Regions from separate parts of the Homo sapiens genome. Here region 1 is linked to region 2. Evidence: read pairs that join two places in POLR2A ChIA-PET (ENCODE). Cell type or tissue: GM12878. All regions are shown on one strand. Links, peaks and the distances in the headings refer to the core of each region. The heading gives the core; the rest is flanking DNA. Region 1 overlaps NEXMIF (neurite extension and migration factor). Region 2 overlaps NEXMIF (neurite extension and migration factor).

What was found. Peaks named below come from ENCODE experiments on the same cell type or tissue, not always from the same donor. Only the 100,000 strongest peaks of a DNase experiment are listed, where the experiment ranks them.
Region 1: POLR2A ChIA-PET joins it to region 2 with 6 read pairs; 2 of 35 experiments call an interaction of 5 or more read pairs at or near these places.

Annotation. Positions count from the first base shown.
Region 1 is chrX:74,778,876-74,784,261 of GRCh38, forward strand. All of the region lies in intron 1 of NEXMIF (neurite extension and migration factor), which reads right to left. Among named protein-coding and RNA genes, the nearest start is that of NEXMIF, 140 kb to the right of the region's middle. RefSeq lists an enhancer at 607-686. In GM12878, for the core only: no CTCF peak of the experiment used is centred there; DNase peaks (open chromatin) are centred at 2,776 and 2,906; H3K27ac peaks cover 3,648 bases.
Region 2 is chrX:74,887,724-74,893,109 of GRCh38, forward strand. The region is part of intron 1 of NEXMIF (neurite extension and migration factor); the gene reads right to left. Among named protein-coding and RNA genes, the nearest start is that of NEXMIF, 35 kb to the right of the region's middle. RefSeq lists a silencer at 2,972-3,101. In GM12878, for the core only: no CTCF peak of the experiment used is centred there; a DNase peak (open chromatin) is centred at 3,128; H3K27ac peaks cover 1,555 bases.

The DNA of each region.
Region 1 (5,386 bases), core at 93-5,092, 110 kb before region 2:
CTCAGCCTCCCAAAGTGCTGGGATTACAGGCATGAGCCACTGTGCCCGGCTGATCTCATCATCTTTTAACAGTACTTCCTCAATTTCTTTTCAGAGACAACAAAGGCTTTCATTTTAACCCAGTCACATTAACACAAATGCTGGGTCCTCCAGCTCTGAGAAAGCCTGGAGAAGATTCTTGCACATTCTTGCTGCTGCAAATAGGTCAAGTTCAGACGCCATTCACCAATTCATCTCTGGGAACTTATATCTTAAGCCTATAAGCTAACCATTTAAAGTTAAAAATTTGTTTCCAACAAATAGATATGTTTTTCACTAAAATCACCTATGATGCCAGAGTTCTGACTGATTGAGTAAGACGTAATCTGACCTTCTAAGCCCCAGTGTTCTTATTGTTCTCTTTTCTTTGGCCATATCTTGTTTTCAATCATCCTCTTCCATGACTACGACCACATCTTACAATGGAAGCTAACAAATGGGTTTCTGGTAGTAGGTGTCTGTCTCTGTTCTAATTCACCCTGCATGCTGCTTTTTAACACACTACTTTTTCAGCAGTCTCCTGGCTCAAGAACTCACAATGAGTCACCACTGCTTACTATATACAGTCAAGTCTCCTTTGCCAGGCCTTCAGGGACATCTATAATCTGGCTCTATCATACCTCAGCAGTCTTACGTGGCACCATGCACAACACCTGACATGTTCTTTCCAACTCAGAGGCTCCTGCCCTTACTTTCCCAACATAGGCAAGATCTCCCTGCCTTCTTCCTCTGTCTTTCTTAAGCTGAAAGGCCCAGCCCACCTTGACCTCTACTTTTCTGAATGCCTTTTGCTCCACACTATTTGACACCTGATGCTATTTTGTCTTAGATTGTTTCATTTCTTCTAACAAAAGACTTAATTTTTCTGTTTTGTAGACCCAACCAGAATATGAGCTCCTGGAAAGCAGGCTTTTAGGATTTTACATCTACCACCATACCCTGCCCCTAAACACATAGCTGGGCTGCAATAAGGGATCACTAGATCCTTGCTGCTTGATTCCCTCAAAAATATTTCATTTGGTGAATCTGGGACACAGATTTATATAGTTTATACTTGGAAATGGCTGGGGGAATGTAGGTTCAATTATCATTTAAGTTTGTTACATTTTACTAATTGCCTTTATATACTTCCTCCGCCAAAGCCAGTCTGCTGTAATTATTCCTGGGCATTCGTTTGGGAACTTCACCAAAATACCAAAGGAAAATAAAATCTAACCACATTCAAGTGATGTAATTGCTACTGGTCTTTGTATCAAACACAGATAAAGGTTAGGTTTTTGTCTTTCCTAATGTTAACTTTAATCAGTGTTCAGATGAACTGAACCTAAGCAAATGTGGGTCTATAAATAGGCCTGGAACTCTATATACCACATGATCTAGTTGGAGGCATGGTTCATGGATGTAATAAAAATTGTGTGCCTTTTGACATTTGTTGACTAATCTGATAAAACCATCTTACTGTTTTTTTTTTTTTTTCTTAGAGATGGGGTCTGGCTCTGTCACCCAGGCTGGAGTGCAGTGGCATGAATATGGCTCACTGGGCTTTACCTCCTGGGCTCAAGCAATCCTCCTGCCTCAGTCCCTCCCGGGACTACAGGCGTGTGCCACCATGCCTGGCTAATTTTTTTTTTTTTGTATTTTCTCTAGAGATGGGGTTTCGCTATGTTGCCCAGACTGGTCTCTAACTCCTGAGCTCAGGCAATCGGCCCGCTGTGGCCTCCCAAAGTGCTGTGATTACAGGCATGAGCCACTGCGCCTAGCCCCATCTTAAAATTTTCACAGCACCTTATAGGCTATAAAATATTTCATATCTGTTATTTTATTTGATCTGTACAACAAAGCTATGAAGCATGTATTATCTCTTCTAGGGAAGATGAAACAAACTCAGTCAGAGAAGTTAAGAAACCTACCAAAGCCTCAAGGCTAGGAAGTGGTAGAAACAAGACATGAATCCAAGGTGCAGAGAAGTTGGGCAGGGAAGGGAGAGTACAGCACAGTGGGGGCCCTGGGGACTCACCTGAACATGAGCTGTGTGATAGGTACTGTCAGATGAGACAAATATGAGTGATTATCCTTACCCTAAAGGTACATAAATGTGTGAGAATATAGAAAGCCTGGGCAACTGTTAAGTCCAAAATGAGGTCTTCAGACCTATGGTCCTTCCATTATTCCACACTGCCTCCCACAGTTCTGTTGCTAGGGCCCAGCTCCCACTTACCACATTCTAGCTCTTCTCCTTTTAGCTTTCAGAGGCCAGCTTTTGGCATCGTTACAAAGTAGACTTTGATAAAGTTTCACTGCTCTCCGGAGAAATAGTAAGAGAATGTTAGCTGGAAATGAATATTGAGAGAGGTTGCTACGATCTCCTTTAGAGAGAACTGAATCAGGTTAGTGGCATAAATCGATGAGGGCAGGAGTTTTGTATTTTTGTCTATTGCCAAATGTGCAGTTGGTATGGAACAACAAACCATAACGTTTGAAAAAGAGAGATCAGAGGAAGAGTGGAGGGAGAGGTGAAGGAGGAGAAGAGGGAGAAAGAACAAGAGGGAAGCCTTAGGTTTCCTTAGGTGTATGTGAAGCCTTAGGTGTATGTGAAAGCCTTAGGTGTATGTGAAATTTATACTAAGATTTTCCCTCTTACCAGGGTGTGGTGTAGCTCAGTTTCGTGGAGGCCAGTGGTTTATGTGTATGTGAAATGTATGTGAAAGCCTTAGGTGTATGTGAAATGTATACTAAGATTTTCCCTCTTACCAGGGTGTGGTGTAGTTCAGTTTAGTGGAGGCCAGTGATTTATGTGTATGTGAAAGCCTTAGGTGTATGTGAAATTTATACTAAGATTTTCCCTCTTACCAGGATGTGGTGTAGCTCAGTTTAGTGGAGGCCAGTGGTTTATGTGTATGTGAAATGTATGTGAAAGCCTTAGGTGTATGTGAAATTTATACTAAGATTTTCCCTTTTACCAGGGTGTGGTGTAGCTCAGTTTAGTTGAGGCCAGTGGTTTTTCAATATTTGATATTCTGGAGGACAAGACAGGAACTGACTGACTGAATGACTGACTGAAAATTTGTTAAGTCCTCACAATATAGGGAACTAACCAGATGACACAGACATCTGAAGGGCTGGATGGTAGGCAAGAACTTGAGAGACCTGAACAAAACAGTAGCTGAATGACAGTGTTTCCCAGAGGATAAACCCAGAGATTTAAAAGGATGAGGGGTTGGTGGTTTAAGGACTCATACTCTCTCTCAGGAGCTACATTTACTTTAAACTTCTCTGAGTTAGAGTGCCAGAGAGACCTCTGGAGTTGGCAGCTTCTTCTAGGCCAGGCAAAATCCTTATTACCATGAAAAAGAGTTCTGAAATGCTTTCAAACTTGTAAGAGAGTTCCCTTTGAGCTCAGGTTTGGAAATTTGGCAACTAACATTAAATGCTAGTGAGCAAGTTAGAATATCTTAATAAAATATACTTCACATTCAGAGTTGACCAAATCAAGAGGCAGGAGGTTCAGGGTCTTAGGTCCCTGCCATGATTTCAAACTTCCAAAAGAGCCAGTAGACCAGAAAGCCCTAAGTCCTCCCTACTACAGACCCTTCCTTCATATAAGGCCTTCTGTATGGGGCCCTTACTTCCTGCTACAACACATTCCAACATTTCTGTATGGTTTTCAAGACTTGCCCCAAACAATTCTTGCTGCCCTGGTTCTTAGGCTTGGCCTCATTACTCTACAGACCATGTTCTTCCTCCCACCCTCTTTATGTGCTTTCACTGCTAATTCTGGAATACCCTTCGCTCTGCATTTCACTTAGTAACATTATACTCATTTGTCAAGGTCTACCTCCTCCTTAAAGCCTTTCCTGATTATTAGAGACTTAGCTAATTTCCTTCCTTCTGAAGAGTAAATGCTATCTGGCCTGGGTAAGGGAGGCAGTGTGGTGGAGAATTTAAGATAGCAGTACAGGACTAGAAGAAGATTCAAGTTCTAGGCCTTCCAGTAATTAGAGTAAATGAGAGGCAGTTATCTAAGCTTCAAGCATTTGTTTGTTTTCTATTCTATTTCATCTTTATTATTCATTGCTTGCCTGCTATATGTAAGTTGTTGATGAATCCTATCTAGATCTTGCCATTGAGGATCTTAGAGTCTAATAAATGATATATATATAAATAATTAGAATAAAAATAGGAAAAATGGTTAAAAACCACGAGAGCATCATGGAAAGTTCCTTAAGAGGTCAGAGGAAGTTAAAATTAATCTCTCTGTAGAAAATAGCATCTGAGCTTGGCCTCGGAGCATGAATGAAAATATGTAAGAATAAAATAATAAATAAGAAAGTGTTAGAAAAGTATAGAATGTGATACAAATGCAAGGGCTAGTATTTTAAATGGGGTGAAATGTAGGAGCTGTTTTAAGAAAAGATAAGGTAGGGAAAGGAGTGATTCCATCCCTCAATTCTAGGCAAAACCTGCCAAATACTTTATTTCAAAAGAAGCAATGAGTTCCCTTGATGGCAGGGCCACCATTTAATCTCTGTCATTTTCTGCTAGCACATTAAAGAGCCTACATTACATTGTATATGAAGTTTTTAGGGCCACCTGGAGCAGAGGGCTCAGAAAAAGTCTCAGATAGGGCTCAATAAAGTCTGGCAGCAGAGGGTCAATTTGAGGAGAACCATTGACATGGCTCCAACGTAAAGGGTAAAAGAACATACCAGGTAGACAAATGAGCCAGCTCTAGCTTACATGCAGAATAAAGGCAGCTGCCTTAGGCCCCATTCATGAGTTTGGGGAGAGCTACAGCAGCTCTGGGGGTATAAAGCAGACAAAGAGGCTTACAGCAGCTAAAATGCTATTAACAAATACTCCATTACCAAAGTTCCATCAGGAGGTTTATTGTCCATCTGTAAGATATGCCCACTTTCTCAAGCTGTTCTCCAGTCTACTTGGTGCCATTACCACCTGAGTTCAGGCAGTACAGGCTACCCTTGGCAAATGCTTTCAGTAGTTTTAGGTATGAGTATGTGCACTTCCTCAGGATGTTCCCCTCCACATCCTAGCATACAATGCCTGAGCTTCCTTTCTATAGTCATTTCCGTCATCCTTAGAGGGCAAATTTTTATAAAATGATTGGGCTAGGCTGGGCATCTAGTGCAGTATTTAGCTCAAAATCGTATTTCAATAGTATTTAGGTTCACATAAATTCACTTCAATTCAATTCAGACTAAAATTCACTGTTGGTATTAGTTACCACGATTATAGTATAATTAACCATAGTCTTTCATTGGGACTTGCTCAGGGTTTTCTAGGAAGCACCTGCCTATGCCTTCTGCAAAGGCTCAATTCTGCACTTTCC
Region 2 (5,386 bases), core at 316-5,315:
TGGAAGTCGGTGTGGTGATTCCTCAGGGATCTAGAACTAGAAACACCATTGACCCAGCCATCCCATTACTGGGTATATACCCAAAGGATTATAAATCATGCTGCTATAAAGACACATGCACACATATGTTTATTGCGGCACTATTCACAATAGCAAAGACTTGGAACCAACCCAAATGTCCAACAATGGTAGACTGGATTAAGAAAATGTGGCACATATACACCATGGAATACTATGCAGCTATAAAAAAGGATGAGTTCATGTCCTTTGTAGGGACATGGATGAAACCATCATTCTCAGCAAACTATCACAAGGACAAAAAACCAAACACGGCATGTTCTCACTCATAGGTGGGAACTGAAGAATGAGAACACATGGACACAGGAAGGGGAACATCACACACCTGGGACTGTTGTGGGGTGGGGGCAGGGGGGAAGGATAGCAGTAGGAGATATACCTAATGCTAAATGAGGATTTAATGGGTGCAGCACACAAACATGGCACATGTATACATATGTAACAAACCTTCACGTTGTGCACATGTACCCTAAAACTTAAAGTATAATAATAATAATAAACAAACAAACAAAAAAAAAAAGAAAATGTGGCACATATACACCATGGAATGCTATGCAGCTATAAAAAAGGATGAGTTCATGTCCCTTGCAGGGACATGGATGAAGCTGGAAAACATCATTCTCAGAAAACTAACACAGGAACAGAAAACCAAACACTGCATGTTCTCACTCATAAGTGGGAGTTGAACAATGAGAAAACATGGACACAGGGAGGGGAACATCACACACCGGGGCATGTTGAGGGGTGAGGGGCTAGGGGAGGGATAGCATTAGGAGAAATACCTAATGTAGATGACGAGTTGATGGGTGCAGCAAACCATCATGGCACGTGTATACCTATGTAACAAACCTGCACCCTCTGCACATGTATCCCAGAATCTAAAGTACAATAAAAAAACTAAAGAAAACAAACAAACAAAAAGAATGATGTCAAACATTTTCAAGTTTTAGCGAACACATATTATTCACATAAACAAATGGATGCAGACATACACTTTTACTCACCTAGACGAATAGTTCATTGTTCCCAAAATTTATATACCAAAAAGAAAATTCCTATATATACTCAGTTTTCAAAAAGTAGCAGGAAAAAAATTTGGCCATGGAACTGATGGTGGAAGAAGTGTAGTGAAACAAATTCATCTAGAAACTTTATTGGTTCTTCCCTTAGTTAGCTATATGGCCTTGAGCTAGAATGGGGTAATAATCCATGCCCTGCTTATATAGTGAGGTGTGGAGAGGATCACTCAAGACAATGGATGTGAAAATACCTTGAAAATTATAAAGCACTATAAAATTATAAAGTGCTTATTATTTCCGTTAATGCCCAGATCTGCAAAATTGAGAGGCAGAAATAAGCTGTGAGGGACAGGATGCAATATTTAATTTCCAAGGCCAAAGTAGAATGGTAGAAACAAAAGGAATGGGATGGGGAAGCAATGTATTGTGCTTTGAAAGTGAAAACCACAGTGAGATGAATGAACACCAAGTACCGATATTAGGTACTAAAGGTTTTCTTTTGTCGCAGCATAGATGTGGCAAGACCAAATGGGGATGGAAAGGCAAATTATAATGAAAATATTGTTTGATTTAAAGGCCTCAAGTCCTCTAAATTTCAGTAATAGTGTTTCGCAAACCTTAGAAAACTTTTTATTTATTTACTTATTTATTTTAATCCTTGTTAAAATCAGATTGAGAAATGTAACACTCAAAGGATTTCAGAATCAGAATGGACCATAAAGAAAGTATGAGTCACTAAGGTGGTTTCTAAGTGGTTCATGGTTGCATGGTGTACAAATACAACTCAAAATAGTAAATCCATCTTCCCAGAGCACTGATAAAATTCTTCCTGAGGTGGCATATCTAGTTATGGGCTCCAAAAAAACCATTAAAAAGAGAGCTAATAAGGACTGTGAAAGTGATAAAAATTCATTAAAGGAATGAGTTAAAAGATCTACACTGGTAGGTCTGTTGTGCACTGAGATATACACTGTGTACATCTCAGAGATAGCTTAATAATAACAGAAAGAGCAATAAGAATGGTTTGGTGAATAGCCATAATCAAAGACACACTGCTCTTCAGTCTGCTTTAGTTTTCTTCTTTTTGTCTGATGTTTCAAGGTTCTTCCTAACCTAATCCTAACCTAATCTGTCTCTCTCTCTCTCTCTCTCTCTCTCTCATTCTCTCTCATTCTCTTTCTCTCTCTCCCTCTCTCTCTCTCTCTCTCTGCCCCTCTTTCTCTCTACCAAATCGGTACTTAGTTTCTTCCTTCTCCCTGTAGCTCAATACAACACACATTCCAGTTCTTGTCCCATGAGCCTCTATCCCCATTTTGGTTGCATTTCCAGTGACTCTGATCCTGTTCTAGGACTTTGATCCTAGACCTACATGTTTCTCTCAACCAACTACAGGAGAGATATGCATTCAATGTAACAAAGATGTTCCTAATAGAGAAAGTATGAGTCATACTTTATAGACAGTATTAAAACTGAATACCTATATACCTTTATTAATTAGGTACAACTTTATTTTGAGGAAAAATCATGAACTAGAAGAGAATGAGGGCCAGAAAAGGCCAAGAAAACCCAATAGCTCTATTTTAAGGCACTTGGAAATTGACAACTGGTCTGAAAGAATATTAAGGAACCCAGGCACAGGCACTCTAAAGAGTCCTAGACAAAAATAAAAAAACTTAAAAAGAGAAACTCCAATATTAAATAATGCAGGTGTGCCCTAAAATGCGCTATGAATTATGTACATATCATCAAACATATTCTTAAATCCTAAGTAGACATTTTAATATTTTTGCAAAAATACTCAACAGAACCCGCAGCCACATGGGACAAATACACCCTCCATGGCTACGCTTGGGCATTTCCAAACTTGGAAACTTAATCTTCAACTCTTTCAGGCCATATGTCAGAGGGACAATGCCTAAATACTGAATGGCCAAGTGTGAAAACACAAGAGATGGTGAGAACTGTGGCCACAGTCATCATTTGAAACTTTGACCCTGCTCACCAGACCAGGGAGTGGCACACGGGAGGAGATCAAGCAGAACAGTGACAAGGCTCCACACTGTCACTGCATCCTGCAGTAGACATGCTGCCACTGCTACAAAGTAAATAAGGGGAGAAAAAAATCCCTTTCTCAAAACAGACCTAGAGTGGGTGTGTGGCTTTGATCTGACAGTCTCATTTTACTTCAGTGCTTTTGGAGAGGATGGAGAGGAGAAAAGGGAGCGAGGAGGAGGTGAGAGAAAAAACAGAGCCATTTTTGTAATTAAATTTCAGAATCTTTTCATTATGCAGTTTCAATTCATTGAAAGTTTTTTTCCTTCCAGCCCCGCTCCTTCCTTAAAACTCTTGCTCCACTTACTACCCTCTCCTGTGTGAACACACACACATACATATGCACACATACAGTGTTGCCCTTGATAAGAATCAAAGCAGGCAGAGCAGCTCCGCCTCAGTACTGGCCTTTGTAACCAGGGATGTAAACAATATTCAGGAGGGTTTTTTTTTTTTTTTAGACTTCAGAACAGTTTAACAAAATGATGCAGTTCCACATTTACTAGAGAAAAGCCTAAAGGAAACTAAAATGCTTAAGAGGTACAAATATTGTGTTTCTGCTACAATCAATAAATAATGCCAAAGTGAAAGAATGGCAGTGCATGGCAACATACTGAATGATGTTGCTTCTGGTAATCTTCCAGTGAAAGGCGTTGTGAAGTTTTATGCTGCTAATCACATTAAATTGACCTCTGAGGGCCAGGACATAATGTCCTGTTATTATTGTTGTATTTGTTTGTTTTGCTATTTAATGGCTCCCATTTTTAAGTTTAACTTAAATTAGGGGGTGGTTCAGAAAAAACCAAGCAACTCAAGGTCTGACTTGATGAATCCATTTAGGAAAGAGTATGAGATTTGGACACAGATGCTTAGGCTTCTGGCCAAGGAGAAATTATTGCTGTGGAACATGAGACTAGAGAGGCCAGGGCTTCAGTTTTGAATTAATCAAGCTATGTTCTCTAAACATTTGATTCAGTCTCTTCTACTTCTCCGACATGGCTCCTTTCCCCTCACCCTTTCACAGCTCAACCTGGAGGGAAGTCATAAAGAATACAACAGAGAAATGTGGGGGATGTTCTCAAGCCGGGCTATTACAAAATATTTGCACAGGGTCAGCAACGCTGGCATTTACAAGGAGACATTTTAAGAAAAGTTTTACCAAGTCCTAAATATGTATTTTTTTTTCTCTCAGAAATTCTATGAAGCAAAATTCGTTGACTTGGCCACAGGCAATAAAGCCTAATTAGTTCTGTAAGGTTGTTTAATGTTTAAGCCTAACTATCATTGGACAGCCCTACAGACCCAAAGAAATATTCTCAATTCAAAGCCTCAATGCAGAGGGACAAAAGCTAAACACAAGATGGAAAGAAATCAATTTCTCTTTAACCTGGGCACCAGGGGAAAACAAAAACCTGACAAGGGAAAAGAGAAATTTGTTACAGGGCTTCCAAGACTTTACAGGGCTCTGGGGAACTAACCAAAGATCTTGCGTAGGTCTAATAAAACATCTAAATTTTTCTTTCTGGGTGCTCAGGTCACTTTACAGATATTATTTTCCTCATTCTCCCCACAGCCTGGTAAAGCAGGAGAGGCACGTATTTTTATACCCGTAAACCCTAATATAGTCTTAGAGGCTTTGCCCTCCTGTCAGTCTGAAAGGTTTCACTACTGAGTTATAGATACATATATACTTATTACTTAAACAGAGTTGAAATGCTGCCTCTAATTCAATTTCTTCATCAAAGCTCAGATCCACAGAACAATGATCAACTTTGCATTCATTTTCCAACATCAGCCACCTCATTTGAATGACACTATTTTAATGACAATAAATGTTGCATGGGCACCATGAAGTGAGAAACATCACCCTGCATTAATACGCCATCTGCCTGCCATCTCCCTAAGATCCCAAGGCATGTTTCAAAGTGAGCATAGGAGAATTTACCCTAATTAAAACCACAGGGGGAATGGAACGTCAGAGGCAGAATTTACTTTCTTTCTACGAATTAGAGTATTTTTGAGGCATCAGACTAGTCTGTCTACCAGACTTGCTGAGAAGGAAAGGATGGAGAGAGAGAGAATATGTATGTATAGAAAAAGAAATGGGCAAGGATGGGGAGCTAGACAGTAGTTTTTAAAAATAAGGATACTGACTTAGGTCTTAAGGAATTAAAGTACTAGAAAATAGACTGATTTCTGTCCCTATAATTTTGTTTCCTCCTACATGCCTACACCCT